Linked DNA regions of Homo sapiens: region 2 is linked to region 1. A link is a loop called in an ENCODE intact Hi-C map of the cell type or tissue named here. Cell type or tissue: PC-3. All regions are shown on one strand. Each heading gives the region's core, and the rest is flanking DNA. Links, peaks and the distances in the headings are about the cores only.

Region 1 (15,861 bases), core at 6,720-14,719:
GCTTTACTAGTTTCATATTTGGGCTGGGGATATAAGATTTGGTAGTCAGTCATTAGCATACAGAATGAAAAGGACAGAAAGCCAAGGGTAAGCCACGGGGAGACCTATATTTAGGGGAATGAGCATAGCAAAAAGAGCTATAAAAGCCAAGAAATAATAGATTTTGAGTGGAGAATGAAGACATGGAAATAGTATGTTGCTACACAGGAATATAAAATTGTGGTAAAGAGGCCTAACAGCTTGCTTTTCCAGGCATTTTGTGTTTACATACACATACCATTTTGAGGCTTTGTAATCCAGACAAAGATAATTCAACAGTGACACTGCTCTCTTCTACATAATAGACTTCAATATTTCTCTTTATTTAATCTCTTTCTTCTTATAGTTCCAAATTTGAGTTTAAGTTCTGGAACCTTCTAAAATATTTTTACTGCTTGGAATTTGTGATTCTTCAAAAGTAAGATCAATATCTGTTTCAATTTTGTATCTTCCATAGCCTTTGGCTTAAAATTCATAGCAGACGCATGACTGATCTTACTATATTCTTGATACTTCCTGTGTTCCACAGACCTGCAGTTTGGTATAATTTTGGAGCTTGTCAGAGATGCAAAATCTCAGCCCACCCCAGATTTGTTAAAGTATAATCAACATTTTCAATAAGATCTCCAGACGACTCACAGGTACACAATCAATACTTCCTGGTGACTGATTAAACAATGAGTAAACAAATTGTATTGTTCTCCTTATTTCCAGTCTCCATCATTAGCTTATATGATAAATCTAGGTCAATTGATCTTTTTAAAATAATTGTTTTTTATGTCAATTCGGCAAAACAAAAACAAAAACAAAAACCCAAACAAACCAAAAAATACCCAAACTTCAAATTTAACTGAATTGGGTAGTTTGGCAGCCTAAATTGCAAAGCCATTTTTTTTTTTTTATTATACTTTAAGTTTTAGGGTACATGTGCACATTGTGCAGGTTAGTTACATATGTATACATGTGCCATGCTGGTGCGCTGCACCCACTAACTCGTCTTCTAGCATTAGGTATATCTCCCGATGCTATCCCTCCCCCTTCCCCCCTCCCCCCACCCCACAACAGTCCCCAGAGTGTGATATTCCCCTTCCTGTGTCCATGTGATCTCATTGTTCAATTCCCACCTATGAGTGAGAACATGCGGTGTTTGGTTTTTTGTCCTTGCGATAGTTTACTGAGAATGATCATTTCCAATTTCATCCATGTCCCTACAAAGGACAGGAACTCATCATTTTTTATGGCTGCATAGTATTCCATGGTGTATATGTGCCACATTTTCTTAATCCAGTCTATCATTGTTGGACATTTGGGTTGGTTCCAAGTCTTTGCTATTGTGAATAATGCCGCAATAAACATACGTGTGCATGTGTCTTTATAGCAGCATGATTTATAGTCCTTTGGGTATACACCCAGTAATGGGATGGCTGGGTCAAATGGTATTTCTAGTTCTAGATCCCTGAGGAATTGCCACACTGACTTCCACAATGGTTGAACTAGTTTACAGTCCCACCAACAGTGTAAAAGTGTTCCTATTTCTCCACATCCTTTCAAAATCTGGTTCAAATTTCTACTCAATTTACCTGTCTTATCCTTCTACCTGAATCTCTTGTTCATTTCTAATTCTCTAGACACTATTTGTTTCTACTTCTCTACTTTGTGCATTCAGTTTCCTACTTGGATTAACACACTCTCTTTTCCTATCTAAATCCTACTCATTCTTTTAAGTTCTAGCTTGAAACTAGAGGTTTATAAAACTCTGTCTGACCAATCCAGCCCACAGTAGTACACAGGTATACAATATCTTGTCTTTATAATGATAGTAGAGAATTATGGATTGTCAATCTCAGGAAATTTAGATTCCATTTTTATCTCTGCCACTAACTAGTAGTATAATGCTGGGCAAGTTACTTAATATCTCTGGGTTTCAAAATGTGTCTCTTTAAAGAAAAAGACTATAGGAACTCCAACAGTACTGTGTTCCAAACAGTGTGAGAAAACAAGAAATGTATTTTAATATATATATAATGTTTACAAATGAATGATTTTCAAATACAGTTGTTAATTCTCAGGTATTTGAAGCATCCCTCCAGTAATCTTCATAGTACTATTAAATTAACCTTTTAAAATAAAAGGTATAGTAAGCAAAGGCCATTTAGTCCAACTCACTTCAAAGAGCTACAAAGTCTTATTCTTCTATTTTTACTTTGATTGTCAAAATTATGGCAGGTGATAAGAATAAGAGCTGAGAAATAGAATCATATAGAATTTAAAAACCAGACTCAAACCTTTTTTAATGATACAAATAGAGCTGTCACTCTCTACCCTTATCTGTCATAGTTGAGTAAGGTTCTGTGCTTACTGACTTTTTTTTTTTTTTTGAGACAGAGTCTCGCTCTGTCACCCAGGCTGGAGTGCAGTGGCACGATGTTGGCTCACTGCAACCCCCACCTCCCACATTCAAGCGATTCCCCTGCCTCAGCCTCCCAAGTAGCTGGGATTATAGGCATGCACCACCATGCCTAGCTAATTTTTGTATTTTTAGTACAGACGGGGGTTCGCCACGTTGGTCAGGCTGGTCTCCAGCTCTTGATCTCAGGTGATCCGCCCGCCTTGGCCTCCCAAAGTGCTGGGATTATAGGCGTGAGCCACTGCACCTCGCCCTTATTGACATTCTTGAGCTATTTCTCTCCCTGCTTTAAACCTAGGGTACAGTTTCTCCCATGACTCTGCTTGTTTCCCTGGAGAGCTTTACCCAGATGCTTCTGTGTGACAATATTTGCTTTCCTTAGCAAATGGCTGAATAGGATGAAGAAGAATGAAGGAGGGTAGCCTTCACAGAATATCAATAGGCTGTAGATTAAATACCTTGTTTTCTTTGCTAAACTCCCAGCACAGATTTCCATTAGAACAATTATAAATTCTTTCCTCCCACATTCCACCTCTGCATTCTACACCATTCACTCTGGACCCCTTCAATATAGCACTCTAAGACTAAGAAAGCCTAGATTTGCATCAATTTCTTTTTTTTTTAAATTGTTCTCAGTTTGATATAAGGTATTACTATTCAAGAAAAGGGTATACACTAGAGATTTGTACATTCACTGAATTGCCTTAACCTGTTTATAGTTTTGTTGTTCTTTATACTGTTTTCAAAGTATATTTTGGAGTTAAATGCAATATCACCATTATTAGGAAATGTCCACCACAAATTAACAGTGTGGATCCCAGAAAAATATCAGCATACCAACATGTTGGCCTTTCAATGATGTTTTGGCCTTTAGAGTACTTCAAGATAATGGCAGTATATACAGTATATTAAGTAACCTCTTTAAAAAAAAAAGTATAACAGTAAGAGGGAGAATGGGCAGAATTATAGTCCAGAACAAATTAGGGTAAAAACAATTTAAAAGCTCCCTTTTTCCTTATACTATTTCTTAGAGCTCATTAACGCACTTAGAGGTAGGGCCAGAGCCATTGGTAGGAGGGAAATAACCCTAAGAATCTGGTGTTTGTTCCATGAAGTTTCAAGCCTGCTTGCCTTATCTTTGTGTTTTCAAACTCTTGGATTTATCACTTCTCTTCTCAGAAGTTGATTTTGGTCTTTGGAAAAGCTGTATCTGGATAGGATAGTTTTTAAGTACTTGTATCTTAAAGGATAGGTTACTGCTAAGGCCCAAATTCAAATAACTGGCTTTTTCCCCCCTTTCCTTCCTGTACACTGGCTTTACTTTCCCTTCTTAGGACGAGGGGCCCTGGAGTCTCGCTTTGTTGCCCAGGCTGGAGTGCAATGGTGCAGTCTCAGCTCACTGCAACCTCCACCTCCCGGGTTCAAGTGATTCTCCTGTGTTAGCCTCCCGAGTAGCTGGGATTACAGGTGCGCACCACTACCCCCAGCTAATTTTCATATTTTTAGTAGAGACAGGGTTTCACCATGTTGGCCAGGCTGGTCTCAAACTCCTGACCTCAGGTGATCCACCTGCCTTGGCCTCCCAAAGTGCTGGGATTACAGGTGTGAGCCACCACTCCTGGCCAAACTTCTTTAGAGCTAAACATCCATGCAAATACAAATGGTGAAGATTTTAAAAAGAATGACATTTGAAAATACACCAGCTTCCACTCCAGTGTCCTCAGAGAAAGAAAAAAAAATCAGGAGGAAAGAAGAGAACTTCAAAAGGTTAGATGACATAAAAGCTACTACCTTTCAGGTTACTGGCAAGATGCTTGTGTCCAAGGTTTAGACCAGGGGTGTTCAATCTTTTGGCTTTCCTGGGCCACATCAGAAGAAGAATTGTCTTGGGCCACACATAAAATACATTAATGATAGCTAATGAGCTAAAAAAAAAAATCGCAAAAAAATCTCATAATGTTTTAAGAAAGTTTATGAATTTGTGTTGGGCTACATTCAAAGCTGTCCTGGGTTGTACGTGGTCCATGGGCCACGGGTTGGAGAAGCTTAATTTGTTTACTTATTTATTTTTTGAGACAGAGTCTCACTCTGTTTCCCAGGCTGGGGTGCAGTGTTACGATCTCAGCTCACTTCAACCTCCGCCCCCCAGGCTCAAATGATTCTCATGCCTCAGCCTCCCGAGTAGCTGGGATTACAGATGTGTACCACCACACCTAGGCAATTTTTCTATTTTGTAGTAGAGATGGGGTTTCTCCATGTTAGTCAGACTGGTCTCCAACTCCTGGCCTCAAGTGATCCACCCGCCTTGGCCTTCCAAAGTGCTGGGATTACAGGCGTGAGCCACTGTGCCTGGCCTGGACAAGCTTAGGTTAGACTATGTCCAGTGTGAGCCTAAGATAAAGTTCACAGCATGCCTTGTCAGATCCTACCTTGTGAATGGTAGGTCAGAACCTCTTCAAAAGCACATCTGAGTTTTGGGAAAGTACTCAACATAAGGGAAGAAGGATCCATGCTTAATGAGGTCTACACAGTGATGAGGTAGTGATAAGAGAGAAAGGGGATTATGGGTGATAGATACATCATGAGTATTTATCACTCAGATCTGTCTCTGAGCCTTGTCTCCATTGGGTTGATATTTGAGTATTACTAAAAGCAGGTGTAGCTCTAGTGAAATGGAAAGGGTGACTTTTGAAAGACAGCCAGGCAGCAGTGTTGCATGATACTAGGATGTTTAGAAAGTGTAGACTTGCTTTTGATCACACATGAGACAGCACTGGAGATTCACAGAAATACTTAGAAAACTTAGCAGAGGGCTGAGTTAATTCAGTAGATGGGGGTAATAGGCTCTTAAAAATTGAGTAATTATAGTCATTGTGCTTCCCTTTGTACTTTCAAGTAGGTAAAGCCTGGAGAAACAGGTTACATAAAGACACAAAAATCAATATAGAAGTCCTAGAAAAAAATTGTACTTAAATTTCAAAGAATTAGGTAGTGCTACTTTTGACAATCTCTCTTTCTCTTCTTACCTATGCTTTTCCTGTCTTTCTTGAAAGAAGTAAAAATGTGCATCAGAATAATGCCATCACTGTTAGCTCCATTGGGATAAAACCAAAACTATTACAAAAACATCCTTTGAAACCTAACATACTACAGGAAAGTAAAGTATTTCTCTTGTTTTCAGAGACATTCCAAGAAATCTTTATCTCTAAAGGACATAGATACCTCAATATTCTTTGGCTTCTGAAGAATGAGATAAGTGAAAATTATGACATTAAATTTCTGTCTCTTTAGCAGCAACTCCACCTAATGAGTATTCCAAAAACTCGTATTTGTACAATACAAACTTTTCAGAATGACATCAAATACTTACTTGTCTCCTACAATACCCAAGTTGATCGTGGGGTAACCATGTTCCTGAATTGTTGCTAGAAGAGTTGAACGATTGCTGTCTCGAATCTTCCCTGGTAAGAGGTCATCTTCAGGATTTAGCAGCTACAAAGCCAAAAAACCACCACAAATTATTCTATTAGGTTAATGTTGCATATTTCTAATGAAAAAAAAATCTACTAAACTGAGTTTAGCATATCTAGCACCTACAATGGTATCTGGCATTTTGAAGGTGAATGCCCAAAGGATCTTTAAATAAATATTGAAAGTATAGGAGGATGAGAAAATGTTCCTATGGAAGTCAAAAAACACTCTGAAATTTCACTGGCGATTGAACTGCATGCAAAATATCCCACCAGGTTGGGCTCCAATTTGATAATAATGCTCTGGAGATACTGGCCAAACTAAATAAAACAATTATCTTTTTTTCTCCCAATATTATTTTCCAATTTGTCTTCCATTGGGAATATTTGAGGTATAGATTGTGTGACATGATATCCTTAAGTCTGAACAGAATAATAGTTTATCTTTTCTTTCAAACTTTTTTGTCTCTTTTCTGAAGTGGGGTCAACAGTATCAAAGAAGCTAAGCTTATGTGAAGGAGAGGAAGACAGATGTTTTGTCTCTGATACTAGCAAACTTAAGTAATACTTAGCTACATGTATGCACAATTCCATTATTCTGAACTGAATTAATCTTTAGAGATTTAATATCTACTATGTCTACGAAGAAAATTAACGAAGCTTATTCTACCTTAGGATGTTCCAATGAGGTAGTCAGATTGTAGAGTAGGAAGAGCTTTGGATTCCAACAGGGTTCAAATTCAAGTTGACAAAATTCTTTGTCGTAATTTTCTCATTTATAAAATATAGTAATAATAACTACCTTGCAAGGTAATTGTTAGGAGTGAGATAATGAACATTCAGTTTATGCAGATAAATGTACAATAAATGTGATTCTCTTTCCTTTCTTTATGACATATGACGTCAAAGGATCACCTACTTTCCTCCCAATTGTTCTCATATTGTTACCCCTAGATGCTAGTACAGATGACATCAGTTTATAATGTGAACATAGACTATTAGATTATAAAATACCTAAGAGTAGGGGGTCCTTCACATACACAGATACATTCTTACAACAATTTATGTATCAGTTTTAAGATATGCTTTGATTTCAGAAATTATAAAGTAAAAAAAGAAGTACTTACTTGAAGTGAGAAAACCTGGACTATTATTTTAGGAGGTTAAAGGCAAGCCTGCACATTTAAGATGTTTTAGCTACTAATATGGCCAACACCAGAGCTTATTATATGAATTCTCCCAGACAATAACCACAAGTCCTAATCTTCCTTCAGACTCATTAGTGATAGTATGTGGCCAGATTTTTGACTTTATATTGGAAAAGTAGTAGCTTTGCAACCAACTGTCCCCTTACAATAGGCTACAGGAAAACTGTGACCATCTTATTCAGTGTCACCAGGGAGTCTTCCCTTCGAATACTTACTAATTTAACTTAATCAGATGCCATGTGACATTGTAACCCACTTTCATTCTTACTCCCTGGCAGTACTTGGAAAATTGCTACTGCAATGCTAACATAGATTAATTTTCTGATCTTAATTAACACAGTTATTAAAGTGATTATAATTTTATAAGGGGCAAGGCTTGCAGCTCTTTAACTCCATTAATCAAACTAGTTGCTTTAGAAAGAAAAATGTGTGATTATATCATTTTTTTCAAAGCAGGGTATTGACCACGAACTAAGTAAGATTCCTCTGTTATCAGGGTGTTTTCTTTGCTATTTATGTTCCTCTCTGTTATTTTGCTGCAAACAGTTCCAGAAATAACGGAAAATTAGAGATCACTGGAGAACCCATTATTTGTCTGTAAAACTGACATAACGAAAAAATAGCTAGTTAAATGAGGGTGTGGGATTTACAGTGTATTTTAAATAATTTCAAATAAAACAATACAGAATTAAATGGAAGAGTATAAGGCTAAATATACTAGAATAAACTCACAATTTTTCCTTTTAAAACTGAATCTTATTTTCTGTTATACTTCCAGTCATCTTGGGAATGATGTCTGAAATTTATTACAGTTTCAAAAGAAAAAAATATGAGGTAAAACAAAACATAACCCATCATCTCCATATCAAGTCACCAAGTTCAATTTCCCATTTTTGGTATTATCAATGGTACCACTATCTTCCCACCTCTTTTTTTTTTTTTTTGAGATGGAGTCTTATTCTGTTGCACAGGCTGGAATGCAGTGGCGCAATCTCAGCTCACTGCAACCTCCACCCCCTGGGTTCAAGCGATCTTCCTACCACAGCTTCCTATCTGGGACTACAGGCGCACACTACCATGCCTGGCTAATGTTTGCATTTTTAGTAGAGACGGGGGTTTGCCATGTTGGCCAGGCTGGTCTTGAACTCCTGACCCCAAGTGATTCACCTGCCTCAGCCTCCCAAAGTGCTTGGATTAGAGGTGTGAGCCACCATACCTGGCCACTATCTTCCCACTTTTTAAACATTAAACTTTTTTGTTGTTGTTTGTTTTTGTTTTTGAGACAGCATCAAGCTCTTGTTGCCCAGGCTGGAGTGCAATGGCGTGATCTCGGCTCACTGCAACCTCTGCCTCGTGGGTTCAAGCGAGTCTCCTGCCTCAGCCTCCCGAGTAGCTGGGATTACAGGCATGCGCCACCACGCCCGGCTAATTTTGTATTTTTAGTAGAGATGGTGTTTCTCTACTGTTGGTCAGGCTGGTCTCAAACTCCTGACCTCAGGTGATCCGCCCACCTCGGCCTCCCAAAGTGCTGGGATTACAGGCGTGAGCCACTGCGCCTGGCCTAAACATTTAACTTTGTTTTCCCCTTTGTAGCCCACTCTTCCCAAAAGCCTCAATCATTAAGAATATTCTAATCCATCTCTTCCTTGACCCTACATTTTCATTCACTCTTTTACTACCTCCCAAAACAATTCTAGACATTCATTACATTATGTCTGAATTTCTGTGAAAGCCTTATAATTGGCTGCCTTGCCTACAAACTATTTCCTTCTGAGAAATAAAACAGAAACATCAACTTGCAAAACTATACCATTATTTGCATAACAGCTAAACTGTACCAAACCAGGACATGTAACTTGAAATAAATTGTTTTTAACACAAGCTTGTTCAGATCCATATACTTTAAGATAAGATCATGGACAACTTGTTTTAACAGTAGTTCCACATGGATTCATATGCTCTGAAGATAAGACTGACTGTGATCCACCAATTCACCTATTTTACAAATTCCGACCAATCTCTGCTCGGACTTTGCTTAATAACTTCTACCTTAAAACTATCCCATGGCCAACCCTAGTCCTCAAAATCCTATAAATACCCTCATAAAAATCTTATGACTTCCCAGTTGTGAAACACCACTGAGACTCTGTTGAAGGGTAGCAGAATATACTACCCCAAAATATGCCAGCATAACAAATATTTTTTAGCCGAAGGCACTTGAGAAGAAAAATATAAGAAACGCTCTCTGCTTTTCTCCTGTTTGCCTAAAAGTAGGACATAAATTAAGAAAGGTAACTCCCCCCGCGACCCCTGGAGGGATGAATCTTTTTTTTTTTTTGAGACGGAGTCTCGCTCTGTCGCCCTGGCTGTAGTGAGTGCAGTGATGCGATCTCGGCTCACTGCAAGCTCCGCCTCCCGGGTTCACGCCATTCTCCTGCCTCAGCCTCCCGAGTAGCTGGGATTACAGGCCCTCGCCACCACACCCGGCTAATTTTTTTGTATTTTTAGTAGAGTAGGGGTTTCACCGTGTGTTAGCCAAGATGGTCTCAATTTCCTGACCTTGTGATCCACCCGCCTAGGCTTCCCAAAGTGCTTGAATTACAGGCGTGAGCCACCGCGCCTGGCCCGAGGGATAAATCTTTGGACACTTATCAGCCTGCAGATGGCGCCAGAGGAATTTATATATCAAACTTTATTAACTAGCCTTTAATCTATCATTAGTTTCCCATATATTTGCCTTCCCACAAATTGCCGGCCCTAGAGACTCAAGGTCCTTTGTCTCATCACTTCTCTAAGAATGTACTGTTCTTTGCTGAAGATGCTATTTAAGCCAGACTTCTCAGCCATCACTTTAGGAGTTACTAATTTTCCCTTGGGTATGTCCCATATATACACGAGGTATACATGTTAACTAACTTCTCTTTTTTTCTTGTTAATCTATCGTTTATAGAGGTCCCAGGTAAGAACTCACAAGGGTAGAGGAAAAATTATTTTTCCCTCCCCAACATTGTCAAGGTGATGTTTTCTTTTTCTCAGAAACTTTAATATAACCATTTTGTATGATCAACAGGTTTCCCTGGTGGTCTTTGTATTAGGATTTTGGTATTATGAAAATCCTACCAAGACTTAGGCAGGAACTCTTGCCACCAGTTATATTATTGGTTATACTGTATTTCAGTGAGGTCTCTTCTGCCTTTTTGCTTGGGCAGATTCCTTGTCTATGATGCTTAGATTAACTCCAGCCCTTGTTTTGAGGTCTGATCGTTTTTTTGCTGAACTCCCAAAGACAGCTGATATTGTTTTTGTTATAAGGTTTCCAGAATTGTTTGGTTATCTGATTGGATTTATACTAATTTTTGTTTTTCTTAGTAAAGATTTGAAACTGGCCATCCTATCTGTCAGTTGGCCACATTGTTGTGTGCCTATAAGAACTTTTCTTAGTTTTGTCTATGAGAAACTGGCTTTGGGAGAGATTTCCTCTCTACCCATTCTAGCTTGTTAGGTTTCAGGGTTAGCTGCCAGGGGTTCAACCTTTACTGTTGAGGACTTTAGGTACAATATTTAAGTGCTATTTTTCCCTTTTGAATGACCAGTAGCTAATGAATTCATGGGTTCATTTAATAATAAACTTGCACTATCTCCAGGCATAACTCTGGCTTCTGTTTTCTCTTTCACACATTTATCTTTCTAAAAAGCATAATTTCATCAAGGACAACCTGGAATTGCAGTGGTCATTTTGAAGTACTTTTGATATGACTACAATTATTCACTTGAAAGTACTTTTAAAGACTTAATTAATCCTATAGTCTTGATGGAATTATCAAGTGCCCAAGATACTATTTGAACTGGTTGTAATGACTTCCTTTCTTTCTCATGTATTGAAATGGGTTTGCTTGCATTTAAGGCTTTCCCACTCTTTGCAAAGAGAAGGTGATTTGACTTTTATAGTGGTCAGTAACTCTTTACATATTTGTGGTAATCATCTCACTTTCTTTCTCTGTCTTCTAGAAAACTTAATCTATTAATTGATCAAAACTCAATTCTTGTTATTATGGATACACCCAGATAGTTCAGATACATAGGTCTAACACAAAAAGAGGGAGAAAAGTCAATGAGCTCTCATGAAGAATGTTCCTGTTGCAAATAGCTTTTAACACAACTCTGGGGAAAAAAAGGTTTAACTGATCGTTAAGCTAATTGCCTGGCTTACTAGGTTACAAGATAAGAAGGGAAGAGAAACATTTAGATCTTTTAAACAATTTAAGGAGTCTTTAAGAATTTGGTTTAGAAATACAGAGGTTTACAAATTGTATTAGAAAATAATTAATATAATATTTCCATTAAGATGACTCTGGACAGATTTGATTGGCTTAAAACCTGTCCTGTGAAGTGGCTATGGTAGCATAAGCCTGTAGTCTCAGCTACTTGGGAAGCTGAGGTGGGAGGATCACTTGAGCTTAGGAGTTTAAGGCCAGTCTGGGCAAAATGGCGAGACTCTTTCTTTCTTTTTTGGATTATGAATGAGTTTTCTTTTTCTATTTTTTAAACATTTTTCATTTCAATAGATTTTTGGGGAACAGGTGGTATCTGGTTACATGAATAATTTATTTAGTGGTAATTAGTGAGATTTTGGTGCACCCATCTCCTAAGCAGTCCTGCCCTGCCCTCCCCTCCTTTCCTTGTTTCTTTTCTTTTCTCTCTTTTCTTTTTGCTTCCCCTTCCCCTTTTTCTTTTCCTTCTGTTTCTTTCTTTCTTTTTCTTTCTTTCTTTCTTTTTCTTTTCTTTCTTTCTTTTTCTTTTCTTTCTTTGTCTCACTCTGTTTCCCAGGCTGTAGTACAGTGGAATGGTCATTGCGCACTGTAACCTCTGCCTCAGCCTCCTGAGTAGCAGACACTACAGGGGCATAGCATCATGCCTGGCTTGTATTTTTTGTAGAGACAGGGTTTTGCCATGTTGCCCAGGCTGGTCTCAAACTCCTAGCCTCAAGTGATCTACCCATCTCGGCCTCCCAAAGTGCTGGGATTACAGACATGAATCACCACAGGTTGCATATCTAAATTTTAATATGCACAGTTTGTTGAAATCAACGAATACAGAAATCAGCTATTCCATGTTAGCTATAGTTGATAACTCTATATCCCCAATTTTGAAATAATTTGCTGGTCCTTAACAAGCTCATACAGTAATAAAATACTGGGGCAAGTTTTAGAGTATACATAGACATCTTGTACGGCACTCTTTGGGTTGCCAAGGCAACTGTCCTGCTTACCAATATGTCATATGAGATTCAAGAAGTGGACATATGTGAAACCATATATATCTTTTTTTTTTTTTTGAGATGGAGTCTCTCTCTCTCACCCAGGCTGGAGTGCCGTGGCACGATCTCAGCTCACTGCAACCTCCGCCTCCCGGGTTCAAGCAATTCTTCTGCCTCAGCCTCCCAAGTAGTTGTGACTACAGGCATGTGCCATCACACCCAGCTAATTTTTTTGTATTTTTAGTACAGACAGGGTTTCACCATGTTGGTCAGTCTGGTCTCGAACTCCTGACCTCAAGCGATCCTCCCGCCTTGGCCTCCCAAAGTGCTGGGATTACAGGTGTGAGCAACCATGCCCGGCCTGAAACCATATGTATCAAAGGAAACTAAAACCAATACTTAAGGAAAGTTTGTACTGTGACTGGGTAAATTATGGCCTTGCTACATTAAGTGCAATTTCTTTTGCCCTCTCTGAAAATAGGTAATTTTTTTTTTGCTATTGTTTTCTAGGTATCTGAGAATTTCAAGCCTTCTGGAGAGATAATATGCTTTATTTATCTCTTTTTTTTTTATCACCAATTTCCAGTAAAGTGCCTGGCACAGAGGTACCCAATTATCTGCTGAACAAAACTAAACTATATGATCATAGAGTCATAATAAAAACTAACTTTGAATAAGAGAAAGGGAGGAATGTTGAGCTATATGGAACCAGAGATAATATAATTTAGAAGCATTATTCTCTTGGAAAACTGTGGTATAGTTTAGTATAGCAGGTCTGTTAAAGTAGGGGAATAAGTCATGTAGAATTAGTCAAAGCTTCTTCAAGAGTAATAAGCTCTGTGGGGGCAGGGAACTAAGACTACAAACTCTTCCCTAGATTTCATGATATAATACCATCTCTATTCTCACCCCATTACCTTAGCCTACTTCCAGTAAATAGTTTTAATTGAGTGTAAAAGGTAGCTTAAACAAAACACTAACAATATACTCTGTGGATAATTGAGAGGATGAGTCCAGACCTACAAAAGCATGAGAGAGAAATATAAGCAATATCGCTTAAACAGAGTTTCCTATTAACTAAATAGTTATTATGAGTGTGTTAATTCTTATTTTACTTTATTGTGAGATAGGGTCTCACTCTGTCACCCAGGCTAAAGTGCAGTAGTGCCATCATAGCTCACTGCAGCCTTGAATTCTTGAGCTCAAGTGATCCTCCCACCTCAGCCTCCTCAGTAGCTAGGACTATAGGCATGTGCTACCATGCATAGCTATTTTTAATTTTTTAGTAGAGGCAGGGTCCCGCTATGTTGCCCAGGCTGGTTTTGAACTCCTAGCCTCAATTGATCCCCCTGCTTCAGCCTCCCTAAATGCTGGGATTACAGGAATAAGCCACCATGCCTGGTCCATGAGTGTGCTACTGTTTAGCTTTCTCAAACTCCATGAACTTACTTGTTGCACAAAGCATGTAAGTATATCATAAAAAAGAATAGTTCACTGAGTCAACCAGTTTAACAAAAATTTATTTCTGATGCTATATATAGTGTTATTTGGTTCTAAGGATATTAAAATCATTACTATGTAGATCAAATTGAAAAGAATGTTTTTTGTCAATCAATAGTTTTTGGAAATGACTAGTGCATATATACTGGGAAGTAAGCACATCTGGAATGTTGATTTAGCTATCTATTTGCAAAATAAAACAGTCTATTCTTTTGCTTTAACCAAAAGGACTATAATGTCATAAAAAGACCTCTGAAAATTTTCATTTCCAAGACTTCAAGAAATTAAAAATAATGATGGGTTTATTTTCAGAACAAAGAGATTTTTAAAAAATCCCGCTAATCTTTTCTTTAATAGTAAGGTCAAAGGAATTATTAATACTTTTAAAAATCTCAATAGTTTCTGATTCTTTTATAAGGTTTTGAGTTTCCAGCAGATTCACTTTTTAGTATTCTCCATTTGACCTTGGAGCTTCTGACTGAAGTTTTGCACAACCTAAGCAAAACAAGCAATAGGAAGTTTTTCAAGAGTTCTCAGAAAGAGATGGACTAAATTCTCTTTTCTAAATCAGGAATGAAAAGACATTTTGACCCATTCTAAATATCATGCCACTAGAGATGCTATCTTTAGGGAGAGAGAGAGGAAAAAAAAAACCTGATTATCAAATCCCTCTTAGTGATTAAAGATCAAATGGAACTTTTCACAAGAAGTGCTAGCCATGATGTCCTGATTCATTGATACTTCCCACACAGAAGTAGCTCATCATTTCAGCAGCAGGATGGGCACAATTCATTGTCTAAACAGAAACAGTACTGAGTTTGTATAGTTTAATATCTATAGCTAGCAGCTAAAGTTTTTTGCTTATGTGTACTGACTTTGTGGAAAGGCCATTGGTTATAATATTTCATTCTAATAGAAGAGAACATTTCATAATACATAATTTTTACTAGTTCTTCTTTGTTCTCATATTCTGAACTTGAAACTATCCTAAAGCCAATTTATTGTTTCCCTGTTATAAGAATGTGGATCCACTGGTATGATCTATAATCTACAACATTCTATTTACAACACAGAACATATGTCAGAAATACCTTTATCTTATGGGCCCTCTCCCCACTCCCTCCATTTTTATTTTTAATACCTCATTCCCTGTTGACATGACTGCAACCACTGGAAACTTATTAACTTCAACCTCTGTGACACCTACAGTTGCCAGAAGACCAATCTCTGAGGGGCCCATGTGGGTTCCTTTGGCCAAAACACATTCCCCTCTTTTAATGTCATGGCCGATGGGTCTGAAAGTCAAAGCAGAACCATAAGCAGTGTGATTAGAGAACAACATTTTCTCAACTCAGAGGGAAACTTTAGTGTCAAAAAAGGACATTCAAGAAGACAAAAAAGTCTAGAAATAAAGTAGTAGGAAAACAATGAATTGAAGGGATTCTAAAAATCCTATGCTTTTTTAATTTTAAAAGTTAAATCACACAACAGAAAACAGAAATAGGATTTGAATGTATTACTGCTAAAGAAAAACATGTTACTTCATATTTGAAATTTTTTTTCATGAGTACCTGTGAATAAAATTACTTTACAAATTGTTTTATGTTACATTATAGTAAAAATACCAATTGTAAACTTTCTTTGATAAGGCAAGAATTTGTATGGCAATATCTAGCGGCATTAATGATAAGAGGTCCACAGCTGGCTAGCTTTGTCAAGGAGAATAATGCTAATGAGGCTACAGTCATAGAGGTAATTTCCATATGGACCACTTAGGTTGGTCCTGATCTGTGGCTACTGAGGTACATTAACCTTGGTGTGCTGCCATAGGGATGGGAGAAGTGTAGCTTCGTTACAAAGGGATGTTCAGCAAATTAGTATTAATGGAATCAGGGTAAACATATTCCATTTTAAGAAAAATAATTTAAGGTATATGCACTATTTATCATAGCAAATAGCCTCATCTTTGTATATAACAAG
Region 2 (15,861 bases), core at 2,627-10,626, 250 kb after region 1:
GGTCATTTATGTTCTTCTCTAAACTGGTTATTCTAGTTACCAATTCCTCTAACCTTTTTTCAAGGTTCTTAGCTTCCTTTCATTGGGTTAGAACATGCTCCTTTAGCTCGGAGGAGTTTTTTATTACCCACCTTCTGAAGCCTACTTCTGTCAATTTGTCAAACTCATTCTCCCTCCAGTTTTGATACCTTGCTGGCGAGGAGTTGTGATCCTTTGGAAGAGAAGATGTGTTCTGGTTTTTGGAATTTTCAGCCTTCTTGTGCTGTTTTTTGGTCATCTTTGTGGATTTATCTACCTTTGCTCTTTGATGTTGGTGACCTTTGGATGGGGTTTCTGTGTGGAAATCCTTTTTGTTGATGTTGATGCTATTCCTCTCTGTTCATTAGTTTTCCTTCTAACAGTCAGGCCTCTCTGCTGCAGGTCTGCTGGAGTTTGCTGGATGTCCACTCTAGACCCTGTTTTCCTGGGTATCACTAGCAAAGGCTGCAGAACAGCAAAGATTGCTGCCAATTCCTTCCTCTGGAAGCTTCGTCCCAGAGCGGCATTCACCTGATGCCAGCCAGAGCTCTCCTGTATGACATGTCTGTCAACCCCTGCTGGGAGGTGTTTCCTAGTCAGGAGGCATGGGGGTCAGGGACCCACTTGAGGATGCAGTCTGTCCCTTAGCAGAGCTTGAGCCCTGTGCTGGGAGATCTGCTGCTCTCTTAGGAGCTGGCAGGAAGGAACTAAGTTTAAGTATGCGCCCACATCCGCCCCTTCCCACAGGTGCTCTGTCCCAGGGAGATGGGAGTTTTATCTATAAGCCCCTGCCTGGGGCTCCTGTCTTTCAGAGATGTCCTGCCCAGAGAGAAGGAATCTAGAGAGGCAGTCTGGCTACAGCAGCTTTGCCACACTGTGGTGGGCTCTGTCCAGTCCGAACTTCCAGCTGCTTTGTTTATGCTGTGAGGGGAAAACTGCCCACTCAAGCGTCAGTAATGGTGGACGCCCCCTCCCCACACCAAGCTGGAGTGCCCCAGGTCGACTTCAGACTGCTGTGCTGGCAATGAGAATTTCACACCAGTGGATCTTAGCTTGCTGGGTTCTGTGTGGGTGGGATCTGCTGAGTTAGACCAATTTGCTCCCTGGCTTCAGCCCCCTTTCCAGGGGAGTTAACAGTTTGTCTCACTGGCATTCCAGGCGCCACTGGGTTATGAAAAAAAACTCTTGCAGCTAGCTTGGTGTCTGCCCAAATGGCCTCCCAGTTTTGTGCTTCAAACCCAGGGTCCTGGTGGTGTGGGCACCCGAGGGAATCTCCTGGTCTGCGGTTTGCAAAGACTGTGGGAAAAGCATAGTATCTGGGCCGGAATGCACAGTTCCTCATGGCTTCCCTTGGCAAGGGGAGGGACTTCCCTGATCCCTAGTGCTTCCTGTGTGAGGCAATGCCTCACCCTGCTTCAGCTCACCCTCCATGGGCTGCACCCACTGTCTAACCAGTCCCAACGATATGAGCCGTGTACCTAGTTGAAAATGCAGCAATCACCTGCCTACTGCGTTGATCTTGCTGGGCGTTGCAGACTGGAGCTGTTCCTATTTGGCCATCTTGCCCAACCGTCTTTTTTAAATAAAAAATTAATGATGTGAAGGGGTTTACCTATATACTAGGAGTTTTAGGATAGGGCACCCTTTTTTTTTTTTTTTTGGGACAAAGTTTTGCTCTTTTTGCCTGGAGTGCAGTGGCACGATCTCGGCTTACTGCAAACTCCGTCTCCCGGGTTCAAGTGTTTCTCCTACCTCAGCCTTCCGAGTAGCTGTGATTACAGGTGCGCACCACCATGCCTGGCTAATTTTGTACTTTTAGTAGAGATGGGGTTTCACCATGTTGGCCAAGCTGGTCTCGAACTCCTGACCTCAGGGTGATCTGCCCACCTCATCCTCCCAAAGTACTGGGATTACAGGCATAAGCCACCATGCCTGGAGGATACGGCATTCTTAAGATAAGTACAGTTAAATCTGGAATACACTAATGAAAGGAAAATTTCATTTTCCTAAAGTCTCCTAAATTTTCCTAAAGACAAGAAAATTTCATTTTTGAAGGGTCAATCAAAATAGGTATATATTTTACTGTATAATGGTCAAGATACATTTTAGGCTAAAACTTGAGGGTGAAATACATGACTTAATCCATTTCCAGTCCTCTGTTTCCAAAAATTAAGCAAGTTATAATAGTTGGAAGCAATACAAAAATAAAGTTTGCAAAATGAAGTATTACAGTAAATAAGTAGAAAGGCAAACAAAAAGTAAATTATGAAGGTATAGAGAGAAAGGTTTATATTTCAATATTTCTTTGAAAGTAGAATGCTACTCTTCAATAAGATTGTAGCTCTGGGCAAAAGCAGTTAAAATGCATCAGGTATGTATTAGATGCTAATTGATGTTATAAATAAAGTTTAGAACGCATATAAATTAGTTAATCCCTTCCAATTATACAGAATACAGGATTAGCAGAATTGATGCAATTTACTGGTACAGTGAATCCTAGCATAACAGGATATTTAACAATGGGAGACATTTTAAAGAAAAACTAACAAAAACGTAAGGACTTTGCTGGCATTATCCCATCTTTTTTTACGTATTTAAATTTTTTTTTAAATTTTACTTTAAGCTCCGGTATACATGTGCAGAATGTGCAGGTTTGTTACATAGGTATATGTGCAATGGTGGTTTGCTGCACCTGTCAACCCGTCATCTAGGTTTTAAGCTCTGCATGTATTAGGTATTTGTCCCAATACCCTCCCTCCCCTTCCCCCTCACCCCGCCGACAGGCCCCAGTGTGTGTTGTTTTCCTCCCTGTGTCCATGTGTTCTCATTGTTCAACTCCCAGTTATGAGTGAGAACATGCAGTGTTTGATTTTCTGTTCCTGTGTTAGTTTGCTGAGAATGATGGCTTCCAGCTTCATCCATGTCATTATCCAATCTTTATTACTTATTTTCCAAAGCCAATCTATCTGTTATGATTTTGAGACTTACCAAGACGAAACACTACTTCTATGTTATAAATTGCTTTATGGAGGTTAACACCTTCTCAAGGATGTTAAAATCAGAGCCCTAAACATCAAGCAAGGGGATGTCACTGTTAACAATATTAAAGGAACTTCTTGGATAGTGTTAATATTTATTTCATTACTTGCTTGAAAAAGTTATATAAGCAATGGTTGACATTTCATGAATTCGGGGCTTCACATAAAGATGATATATCCCAAAGTATAGTAGCACACTTTATTCAGGGACATGAAGGGAAATATCAACAGATAGCTGAAAGGGAGTATTTCACTTAAAATTGATACTTCAAAGCACAACATTTATCCATTTAAATAACGAATATTTATTAAGCATCTACTATGTACTAGGTAGTATCTGAGGTATTGATGTTACAGTAGTGAGTAGAACAAACCTCAGAGAGCGTGTAAGCTCACTGTCACCCAGCACATGAAAAACTCAATTGACAAATGATACGTGAGAATTGCCTAAAAGAGATGTGGTTCATTAATTTTTCTAAATCCTCTAAAACATACCACTGGATTTTGCCAGACCACTGGAGAGTGATCTACTTTGAATGCCTCATTTCACTTTTTATAGAATTGGTTTATTGGGCTTTGCTTCTGTGGTATGAAATCAGAATCAATAAAATGGCTCAAACTCTTATTTACATTAGGAAGCATCTGAATTGTTCACCGTATTACACTGTGGTCTTTAGGAGGACCTACAGGAGAAATTTCCTTTCAAGTATCATAACTAGGAATGGATACTTTTCTATGTTACCAGTTTGTTTTTAAATTACAATGCTTGTGAATCAAGTTATCCTTGAGAACAAATTTGTGAATACCTTTCAGTAGGCTTACTGAACACAACTTTAGTTTCATCTGATTTTTCTCTGTCCTACTCTTCACATTTATATTTTTAAAAATTCTGTTGTATTTATGTATTTGGGTAAGCCATCTAAAATATTTTTCAGGGTATAAAAATATATAGATGGATGGATCACAGTGTAGGTACAGTTGCTCTCCATATTGCTGGTTCAACATCTGTGGATTCAATCAACTGAGGATCGAAAATACAGTAGTTAGGGGTTCTGCAGGGCTGACTGTATTCTTTACAAAGTTCTTCATCTTTCTCTAAACATAATTCAGGCAGGACAGTTAATTCTTTCTGAAGATCTTCTGAAGAATTTGGGCATAGAGACACAAACCTTATATGTTTTAGAACATAAAAGAAAAAATATATCATGGTGATGCCACTGAAAGGCATTGATGCTGATGGTGGTGAGTTGGTTGGGGTAGGTGGATGTCAGACTCTCTATGCTAGATACAAACTGTTCTTTTCAATAGGGTATTCTTAAATCAAGCACAAACACAGTCTTTCTCACGTTTGTATCAAACATTTTACATAAAACATTAGAACCCTTCTATTTTCCTTTTATTTTCTCTTCCTCTTAAGCTGTTTGGTGTAGTAAAAGATCATCATCTATGAAGTCAGAAAATGACATTACACAGTTAAGGGCAATAACAATAGGAGCTGGATCTATTTCAGCATCTAGTTCGGAGCCCAACATATAGTATGTGCTCAACAAATATTTGTTGAATAAAGAAGTGAAGGAATAAATAAACCAATCTAGATGTGAAACTTGGCTTTACTATGTAGTTTTGCTATGTGAATTAGAATAAAATATTTAACCTAAGTTTCCAGAGTACTTATGAATATAATGGAGGTAATAATAAAACATACCTACATCTTATAAGAGGGCTCTGAGAACTAAATGATAAATCACTTAGCATAGAATAGGTATTCAATACATGTTAGCTCTTTCTATGCTTCTACTTTCCAATTCTTCTTACATCCTTGCAGTTCTGCACATATCAGTTAGAGAACAGAAATAATACAAAAATCCAGAAACTACCTGCAAAGAGTAGTAGAGAACCAAAGACTAGGAAAAAGAGAATGGAGAGCAAGAACCCAGATGCAAGAGCACTGGCAAATGCCACGTAGGAAGTAGAATACTGAAATTAGGGATCTAAACTAGGGAGCAGGCAGCGAATGAGATGGGGACTGGAAGATGGACAAGAGAGCAAGAGCTGAGTACAAAGACCTGTAAACTATAAATGGGGAGATGCAACTAGAAAACAAAGAATAAGAGAATAAAACTTAATTACAAATATAACAAGAGAAAGATACCTGTTTATTAGAAAATCTGAACAGAAGAATGGTTTGAAGAATGTAGCTTTATCACTTTCAATCACATATGCTAGTACAATACAGACAAATAAAGGTTATCTGTATCTGTTAATGAATAGATAACACAAGTATTCATTATTAACAGACTGTTCATTATCAATGGCAAAAAGATGCCATTAAAAGCTTGAAACCATTTTTTCCTTAACTAGCTTAAAGTTCTGTTTCCCTCTTATACATTATTAATTTGATTACCAGATTCTTTTATTCCTTGAAAGATGGTAGAAATTTATAGTCTTACTTCAGGTATCAGTATTTCTGAACTAGTCGGTCTAAAATATAAAGGTTTAATTGGACTTAGCTATTCTTTTTAAATAAAATATTTATCTTTGACGTCTAAATATTTTTCCAATATGAAAGTTGCAAACTTCTGTGAAAAATCACATAATTGTGATCTTTTCCTTTTTTTTTCTTGATACTTTGAGGACAACATTAAAGTCAGAAAGACGCTTCAAAGACTGCTAAGCTGTAAAAACAGTGTCAAAAACAATGATTCAGTAATTCAGGTATCTTGTTGATGAAATTGTTCATATTTTAACTTCATAGGAAAAATGACCTTAAAAAAGATATTGCTAACAGACAATGATGTTTAAAAATGTACAGAACATATGGTTGGGCATGGTGGCTCATGCCTGTAATTCCAGCACCTTGGGAAGCCAAGGTGGGCGGATCACTTGAGGTCAGGAGTTTGAGACCAGCCTGGCCAACATGGTGAAACCCTGTCTCTACTAAAAATACAAAAATTAGCCCGGCGTGGTGGCATGCCCCTGTAGTTCCAGCTACTCAAGAGCCTGAGGTAGGAGAATCGCTTGAACCCGGGTTGCAGAGGCTGCAGTGAGCCGAAATCGTGCCATTGAACTCCAGTCTGGGCAACAGAGTGAGACTCTGTCTTAAAAAAACCCGTAAAGAACATATAATAGATATATCTAAATGTGCAGAAATACTTTACATGCATAGTGACTCTGTGAAAAATCACTTAGTATAGTGCTTTCACTTATTTTTATAGACATGATTTTATTAACAGAGCAGACAAATTTATATATTAGTACTCATGTGCTTGTAACCTGATTAGGTAGATTTAATAAAATTTCCTCCTTAACAATTACTGCAGTGCCCTCTGCTGATTAAATAATCTTAAATAAATAACAAAGACTATCTTTGAAATACCAGCTAATGACTACTATTAATAATAACTTTGTTAAGTTATCAAAGTGAGATGTAGTTAGAGCAGTGTTTCTCAAACTTTAGTGTGCATCAGAATCTTCTAGAAGCCTTGTTAAAATACAGATTGCTGGGCCCCACTTCCAGAGATTCTGATTCAGAATGTCTAGGTGCCTCAAAATTTACATTTCTAACAAGTTTCCAGGTGAAAATTTACATTTCTATCAAGTTTCCAGGTGACGCTTCTGATGCTGGTCAGAAGACCATACTTTGAAAAACATACTGCTGATGGAAGGAATGATGTAGATTAATGACAATATGTACCATTTGGTCTTATCTTTATAATCACTTTATGTTCAACTTTGTAGACTGACATAAATGTGAGAATCCTTCATCAGAACAGAATATAGATTTAGTGAGGAGATAAATTAGGTAAAAATAGGCAGTTTAATGCCAGCCAGTTACATTTTCCTGACTTCTGCTTATTAAAGGACAAACACATTAATTTCATTTTACATTTTTAAAAAGGGTTATAATAAACTAACAATTCTGAGGCTGCTCCTATAAGTATTCTATGGTACAGAGTAGGTATCCTTAAAATATTTTTCTTGGGACATCATGTAGTGGATAAAAGTTACATCCACGACAAACTCCCAAGGATGTTCAAGGAGTACTTGTTATAAATCTATTTTTTTCTCATTCAAGAAACAGAGCAGAACGGAAGTAAGAGTCACATTATTGTAAAAGCAGTCTCGAATTTAGTCTAATTAATTAAAACCATTCATTTACAGATTTTATTTTTATTTTAGTTACAAACAACTTTCAAACAATCATAACCACATCAACTTATAATAATACAACCAAATGGTCAAAGACTACTGCTACACAGAGAAGATGCAATCTGGAAATCAAGGTAATTGTAAAAGGCATCTCACTTTTACTTGAGAGATATTATCTTATTGCTAATGAACATCTTTTCTTGGGGTTTTAATATTCTTAAATATTTACATCTTCTTCAATTCCTGGAAGAAGCAGATAACGTTTCATGTGAAGAGAAGATGCTCCATTTTTTTTTTCAGTTCAAATTGTACAATATTTAAATAAGATCTGGTTGTGATGAAAGGTCAAAGGAGACAGTACCATGGTAGGAAGGACACAGGAAGAAAAGAGTACAAATTTACATACTGCAGGCATTTTGTTTTCCATTCCATTCAATGAACATATACTTTGCAGTGAGCATGAAATGGTGTCTGAGTTGGTAGTTTTCACAGTTTACCTCAGTTCCAATGGTTAATGAATTGCTGTGCCAGCTAAGGTTCTAATGTTTAAAGGTAATTATTCCTCTTTATAAAGCATGCCAACCAATTTACCTAATTCAACCAAAGAATTTATTTCAATGCTGGGGTAAAAACTGGTTGTTTGGCTTACTGAGATTAATATGTATTTGAAAGATTTTCAAGTTTTTTTCACTTTAACTATGAAAAATCTCACTGTATTTGCTAACATTTAGATCCCAACCCCTGTTCAAGAACCAACTCAAGTACATAGCAGTGAACACTCGTTAGCATCACAACTTTTCTCTTTACATATTATTTTTCAATAACTTTTATCTAAACATTAATCTGATAATTAAATTATCTAACCATAAAACTTGGGCACTCAGGTGAACAAATCACTTTTTATAAGAGATTTTCATGAGAATACGTATCTTCATATTCCACTTATATAAACAGTACTACTTTGTATCTCATTCCAGGAAAAGATGAAAGAATATTGATATTCCTATGGATTGTTAACATTTTTATATATGGAATATGTATGTATTCGTTAATGGTAGAATATTGGCTAGGTATGTCTTTCAACCTACGTTAAAAAAAAGAGTTACTCATTCCTGTTCTTCAGAAGTTGATATGTAGATATGGAGGAAAAAAGTTCAGGAAATCTAATGCATAATATGGTGACTATAGTTAATAATACTATACACCCTAGGATTGGGATTGTTTTTCAGGTTTGGACAACAGGCAACTGAAAAGTGACTTTATTAGGGCAGCTGGTGGGAGTGGGGTAGAAGAAACTGGTTGTATCTACTGGCACCAACCACACTTAATTACCTGGTCAGAATGGGTAGAAATGACTACCCCCACTAACACACACATACGTAAAAACACTACTGAGACTGCACATTTATACATTTCCTCCTTTGATGCTACCTTGATGTTCAATGTTATGCTTTCAAAGTTATACACTTAAGAGTGTCTCAGGTAATAAAAGAGCCAAGCCAAACTTAAGAATTAATCAACAAAAATTATTTAAAAATTTAGGCTTCCAAAATAAACTTGAAAGATTTTGTAAGCAGGCAATACTATTTTATATTGAGATGATTATGAATAACCTAAACTCAGATCCTCTCTTCCATTTCTTTTCACAGAATAAAAATTAAGTATCCAAGAGAAGAGGGTATTCAAATCAGGAACAATAAATGCGATAGATGGAAACTGACATTTTACTCAACACTGTAATAAGGACATATATAGGCTTCTTCTGTACCTAATCAGGTTTGCTTCTAAGAAAGCACAGAAAACAAAGAAATGCTTCATATCTCTATGAAGAGTATGTTATCTCCTGATCTCTCAGGGTTTTCTTTCCTGGTTTTAATTTTTTTTGTATTAACACAAATTGCCCAGAGACTATCAGACTTTTTGTAATCTTCTTTGAATAATTTAGTTTAAAAAATTTGAAAAATTTTTAATTTTCCTGGGTATGCAGTAGGTACTGCATAAATTTGGGAAGTACATGAGACACTCTGATAAAGGCATGCAATGCATAATAATCACATCATGGTATATGGAATATCCATCCCCTCAAGCATTTATCCTTTGTGTTAGTCAATCCAATTATATTTTTTATTTAAAAATATATAATTAAATTATTATTGACTACAGTCATCCTGTTGTGCTATCCAATACCAGGTTTTACTCATTTTTTTCTAACTACTTTTTATACTTAGTCCCCTTACTTCCCCACTACCATCCTCAGCTGGTAATCATCCTTCTACTATATATCTCCATGCGTTCAGTTGTTTTCATTTTTAGCTCACACAAATGAGTGAGAACATGTGAAGTTTGTCTTTCTGTGCCTGGCTTCACAAACATAATGACCTCCAGTTTCATCCATGTTGTTGGAAATAACAGGTTCTTATTCTTTATATGGCCAAATAGAATTCCATTGTGTAGATGTACATTTTCTTTATCCATTCATCTGCTGATGGACACTTAGGTTGATTCCACACCTTGGCTATTGTGAACAGTGCTGCCAGAAACATGGGAGTGCAGATATTCCTTGGAAATACTGAGTTCCACTTTTTTTTTTTGAGACAGAGTCTCGCTCTGTTGCCCAGACTTGAGTGCAGTGGCACAGTCTCGGCTCACTGCAATCTCCACCCGCTGGGTTTCAGTGATTCTCCTGTCTCAGCCTCCCGAGTAACTGGGATTCCAAGCATGTGCCACCATGCCCGGTTAATTTTTATATTTTTAGTAGAAACAGGGTTTTACCATGTTGGCCAGAATGGTCTTGAACTCCTGACCTCAGGTGATCTGCCTGTCTTGGCCTCCCAAAGTGCTGGGATTACAGGCATGAGCCACCGCACCTGGCCTTGATTTCCATTCTTTTGGGTACATAACCAGCAGTGGGAATGCTGGATCATATGGTAGCTCCATTTTTAGTTTTCCAAGAAACCTCCAAACTGTTCTCCATGGTGGTTGTACTAACTTAACATTCCTACCAATGGTGTACAAGGGTTCCCTTTTCTCTAGTCCTCACCAGTATTTGTTATGCCCTGTCTTTCGGATAAAAGCCATTTAATTGGGGTGAAATGATATCTCATTGTGGTTTTGATTTGTAGTTCTCTGATAATCAATGATGCTGAGTATCTTTTCATAGTCCTGTTTGCCATTTGTACATCTTCTTTTGAGAAATGTCTATTCAGATCTTTTGCCCATTTTTAATTGGATTATTAGATCTTTTTCCTATAGAGTTGTTTGAGCTTCTTACATATTCTGGTTATTAATCCCTCGTCAGGTGGGTAGTTTGCAAATATTTTCTCCTATTCTGTGGGTTCTCTCTTCATTTTGTTGATTGTTCCTTTGCTCTGCAGAAGCTTTTAAATTTGTAATCCCATTTGTCCATTTTTGCTTTGGTTGCTTGTGCTTATGAGATATTACTCAAGAAATTTTTGCACAGACCAATATCCAGGAGAGTTTCCTCAATGTTTTCATGTAATGGTTTCACAGTTTTGAGGTCTTAGATTTAAGTTTTTAATCTACTGTGATTTGATTTTTGTATGGCAAGAGATAGGGGTCTAGTTTCATTCTTCTGCATATAAATATTCAGTTTTCCCAGCACCATTTGTTGAAGAGACTGTCTTTTCCTGAGTGCATGTTCTTGACATCTTTGTCAAAAATGAGTTCACTGTAGGTGTATAAATTTATTTTTAGATTCTCTATTCTGTTCCATTGGTCTATGTGTCTGTTTTTATGCCAGTACCATGCTGTATTAGCTACTATAGCTCTATAATATACTTTGAAGTCAGGTAATATGATTCCTCCAGTTTTGTTCTTTTTGCTTAGGATAGCTTTGGTTATTCTGGGTCTTTTGCGGTTCCTGATAAATTTTATGATTTTTTTTCTCTTTCTGTGAAGAATGTCATTGGTGTTTTGATAGGGATTGCATTGAATCTGTAGATTGCTTTGGGTAGTATGAACATTTTAACAATATTAATTTTTCCAACCCATGAACATGGAATAACTTTCCAGTTTTTGGTGTCCTCTGCAATTTCTTTCATCAGTTTTACAGTTTTCATTATAGAGATCTTTTACTTCTTTAAGTTAATTCCTAGGTATTTAATTTTCTCTGTGGCTATTGTAAATGGGACTTTTTTTTTTTTCTTTTTCAGATTGTTCACTGTTGGCATATAGAAATGCTACTGATTTTTGTATGTTGATTTTGTAACCTGCCACTTTACTGAATTTGCTTCTCAGTTCTAATAGTTGTTTGGTGGAGTCTTTAGTTTTTTTCTAGATATAATATCATATCATCTGAAAACAAGAATAATTTGACTTCTTCCTTTCCAATGTGGATGCCCTTTATATCTTTCTCTTCTCTGACTGCTGTAGCTGGGACTTCCAGTAGTACGCTGAATAATAGTGCTGACAGTAGGCATCTTTGTCATGTTGCAGATCTTAGAGGAAATGCTTTCAGTTTTTCCCATTTCACTATGATACCAGATGTGGGTCTGCTGCATATAGCTCTTATTATGTTGAAGGATGTTCCTTCTACACCCAGTTTTTTTGAGGATTTTTATCATGCAGCAAGTTTGAATTTTAGCAAATGATTTTTCAGCATCAAGTAAAATGATCATATAGTTTTTGTCCTTCATTCTGTTGATAGGATGTATGATGTAGGTTGAACCATCCTTGTACGCTTGCCAAGAATCCCTTTTGGTTATGAGAATGATCTTAATGTACTGTTGAATTTGGGTTGCTAGTATTTTGTTGAGGATTTTTGTATCAATATTCATCAGAGATATTGGCCTGTAATTTTCTTTTCTTTTCTTTCTTACATGTCTTGGCCTGATTTTGGTATCAGGGTAACACTGGTCTCATAGAATGAGTTTGGAAGTATTCCCTCCTCCTTGTATTTCGGAATACTTTGAGTAAGATTGGTATTAGTTCTTCCTTAAATGTTCTGTAGAATTCAGCAGGGAATTGGATCTCAGGCTTTTCTTCACTGGGATACTTTTTTTTACAGCTTCAATCTTGATATTTGTTATTGCTCTGTTCAGGTTTTGGATTTCTTTGTGGTTAAGCCTTGATAGGTTGTATCTGTCTAGAAACTTGTCCATTTCTTCTGGGTTTTCTAACTTTTTGGTATATAGTTGCTCATAGTAGCCACTAATGATTATTTGACTTTATGCAGTATCAATTGTAATGACTCCTTTTCCATTTTTGATTTTGTTTATTTGTATCTTCTCTCCTTTTTTCTTAGTTATTCTGGTTAAAGGTTTGTCAATCTTGCTTAACTTTCCAAAAAACAAGCTTTCCAGTTTGTTGATCTTTTTGTATTTCCTTCATTTCAAATTCATTTATCTCTGTTCTGATCGTTATTCTTTCTTTTCCTCTACTACTTTTGGGTTTTGTTTGCTCTTGCTTTTCTAGTTCTCTGAGATGCATCATTAGGTTATTTATTTGAATTTTTTCCTTTTTTTGATGTAGGCACTTATAGCTATAAAATTCCCTCAGTACTGCTTTTGCTGTGTCCCATATGTTTTGGTATGTTTGGCATATTTGGTCATTTGTTTCAAGAAAATTTTCAGTTTCCTTAATTCCTTCATTGACCCATTGATCATTCAGGAGCATCTTGTTTAATTTCCACGTGTTTGTATAGTTTCCAACATTCCTCGTTATTGATTTCCAGTTGTATTCCATTGTGGTCAGAAAAGATGCTTGCTATCATTTCAATTTTTTTGAATGTTTTGAGGCTTGTTTTGTGACCCAACATATGGTCTATCCTTTAGAATTATCTCTGTTCTGAGGAGAATAATGTGTATTCTGCCACCATTGGATAAAATATTCTGTAAACATCTATTAGGTCCATTTGTTCTATAGTGCTGATTAAGTCTGATGTTTCCTTGTTGATTTTCTGTCTGCATGATCTGCCTAATGCTGAAAGTAGGGTGTTGAAGTCTCCAGTTATTATTGTATTGGAATCTATCTCTCTCTTTAGCTCTAATAATATTTTCTTTATATATCTGTATGCTCCAGCATTGGGTTCATTGCTGAATTCACCCTTTTATCATTATATAATGACTTTGTCTCTTCTTACAGTTTTTGTTTAGAAAACTATTTTGCCTTAGCTACTCCTGCTCTTTTTTGGTTTCCACTGGCATGGAATATCTTTTTCCATCTTTTTATTTTCAGTTTATATTTGTCTTTACAGGTGAACTGTGTTTCTCACAGGTAACAGAACATTGAGTCTTGTTTTTTCATTCATTCAGCCACTCTGTCTTTTGATTTGAGAGTTTGGTCCATTTATAATTCAATGTTATTATTAAGTAAAGGGCTTACACCTGCCATTTTGTTACTTGTTTTCTGGTTGTTTTGTGGTCTTCTCTTCCTTCTTTTCTTCCTTCCCGTATTCCTTTTTGTGGAAGTGATTTTCTCTGGTGGTATGTTTTAATTTCTTGCTTTATATATTTTTTTGTAGCTATTGTAGGTTTTTTTGATTGGAAGTTACCATGAGGCTTGCAAATACTATAACACATTATTTTAAACTGATGACAACATTGATTGCATATAGAAACAAATAAGCAAAAAGAAAACTCATAAAAATGCTACACTTTAATTGTGTCCCCGCTTTTTAACTTTTTGTTGTGTCTCTTTATGTCTTATTACGTCTTGAAAAGTTGTTGCGGTTATTATCGTTGATTCGTTTATTATTTAGTCTTTCTGCTTGAGATAAGAGTAGTTTACACACCACAATCACAGTCTTAAAATATTCTGTTTTTCTGGGTGCTTACTACTACCAGTGAGTTTTGCACTGTCAGATGATATTTTTTATTGCTCATTAGCATCCTTTTCTTTAAGACTGAAGAACTCCCTTTAGTATTTCTTGTAGGATAGGTTTGGTGTTGATGAAATCTTGGTGTTGATGAAATCTCTTAGCTTTTGTTTGTCTGAGAGTCTTTATTCTCCTTCATGCCTGAAGGATATTTTCACCAGATATACTGTTCTAGAGCAAAACTTTTTTCCTTCAGCACTTTAAATATGTCATGCCACTTTCTTTTGTCCTGTAAGTTTTCCACTGAAACCTCTGCTGCCAGATGTAGTAGAGCTCCGTTGTATGTCATTTGTTTCTTTTCTCTTGGTGCTTTTAGGATTCTTTCTTTATCCTTGAATTTTGGGAGTTTAATTATTCACATGCCTTGAGGTAGTCTTTGAGTTAAATCTGCTTAGTGTTATCTATAACCTTCTTGCACAATGTTGATATTTTTCTCGAGGTTTGGAAGTTCTCTCATATTATCCCTTTGAATAAAGTTTCTACTCCTATCTCTTTCTTTACCTCCTCTTTAAGGCCAATAACTCTTAGATTTACCCTTTTGAGCCTATTTTCTACATTTTGTAGGCATACCTCATCCTTTTTTATTTTCTTGTCTCCTCTAACTGTGTATTTTCAATTAGTCTTTCTTCAAGCTCACTAATTCTTTCTTCTGATTGATCGATTCTGCTATTAAGAGACTGATGCATTCTTGGGTGTGTCAATTGCATTTTCCATGTCTAGAATTTCTGTTTGTTTCTTTTAAATTATTATTTCAATCTCTTTGCTAAGTTTATCTGACAGAATTCTGAATTCCTTCTCTGTGTTATCTTGAATTTGAGTTTCCTCAAAATATCTATTTTGAATTCTCTATCTAAAAGATCACATATCTCTGTTTCTTCAAGCTTATTCCCTAGTGCCTTATTTAGTTTGTAGTGTGAGGTGATGTTTTCCTGGGTGATCGTGATACTTGTAGATGTTTGTCAGTGTTTCTGGCATTGAAGAGTTAGGTATTTATTAGCTTTCGCAATCTGGGCTTGTTGGCACCTGTCTCTCTCAGAAAGGCTTTCCAGGTATTTGAAGGGACTTCGGCCCCAAGCCCAGTAATGCTATAGTTCTTGCAGACTTGCAGAGATACCACTTTGGTGGTCTTGGTTAAAGTCCAGAAAAATTATCTGTATTACCACACAGAGACTCTTGTTCTCTTCTCTTATTTTCTCCCAAACAAATGGAGTCTCTCTCTGTGCTGTGCTTCCGGAGCTGGGGATGGTGGGTTGATACAAACACCAGTGGCCATCACCAGTAGTATGGGTCAGCTGGGTCAGACCTGAAGCCAGCACAGCACTGGGTCTTACCCAAGGCCTACTGTAACCACTATCTGGCTGCTGTCTATGTTCAATCAAGGCACTAAGGCTGTACGATTAACAGATGTGAAGTCAGACAGGCTTGTGTCCTTCCCTTTAAGGTGTTGAGTTATCCCAGCCCAGGGTAGGTCCAGAGATGCTGTCTGGGAGCGAGGGACTGGAATTAAAAAAAACCTTAGACATTTACCTGGTGTTCTATTTTACTGAAGCTGAGTTGGCACTCAAATCATGAGACACAGTCCTTCCCACTCTTCCCTCTATTTTCCACAGGCAGAGGAGCCTCACCTTATGGCCACCACCACAACAGACCCAAGGGGAGTACTGTCAGGCTAACACTGATGTTTCCTTTAGGCCCAAGGGCTCTGCAGTCAGTTTGTGGTGAATGCTGCCAGGCATGGGACTCACTCTTCAGGGCAGTGGACTCCCCTGTGGCCCAGGGCAGGTTCAGAAATGCTGTCCAAGCTCCAAGGCCTGAAATCAG

The links. Peaks named below come from ENCODE experiments on the same cell type or tissue, not always from the same donor. Only the 100,000 strongest peaks of a DNase experiment are listed, where the experiment ranks them.
Region 2: a loop joins it to region 1, with 15 times the contacts of the local background. A loop is called at or near these places in 2 of 110 quality-filtered maps.

The regions. Positions count from the first base shown.
Region 1 is chr14:67,112,333-67,128,193 of GRCh38, reverse strand. GPHN (gephyrin) reads right to left here. Exons shown (of 23, transcript NM_020806.5): 16 at 15,023-15,176; 17 at 5,817-5,938. The region is part of intron 2 of LOC105370538 (a long non-coding RNA gene); the gene reads left to right. Among named protein-coding and RNA genes, the nearest start is that of GARIN2, 69 kb to the left of the region's middle. In PC-3, for the core only: CTCF peaks have their summits at 9,553 and 9,778 (motif pointing right); a DNase peak (open chromatin) is centred at 9,793; H3K4me3 peaks cover 804 bases.
Region 2 is chr14:66,858,708-66,874,568 of GRCh38, reverse strand. All of the region lies in intron 4 of GPHN (gephyrin), which reads right to left. Among named protein-coding and RNA genes, the nearest start is that of GARIN2, 320 kb to the left of the region's middle. In PC-3, for the core only: a CTCF peak has its summit at 6,389 (motif pointing left); no DNase peak of the experiment used is centred there.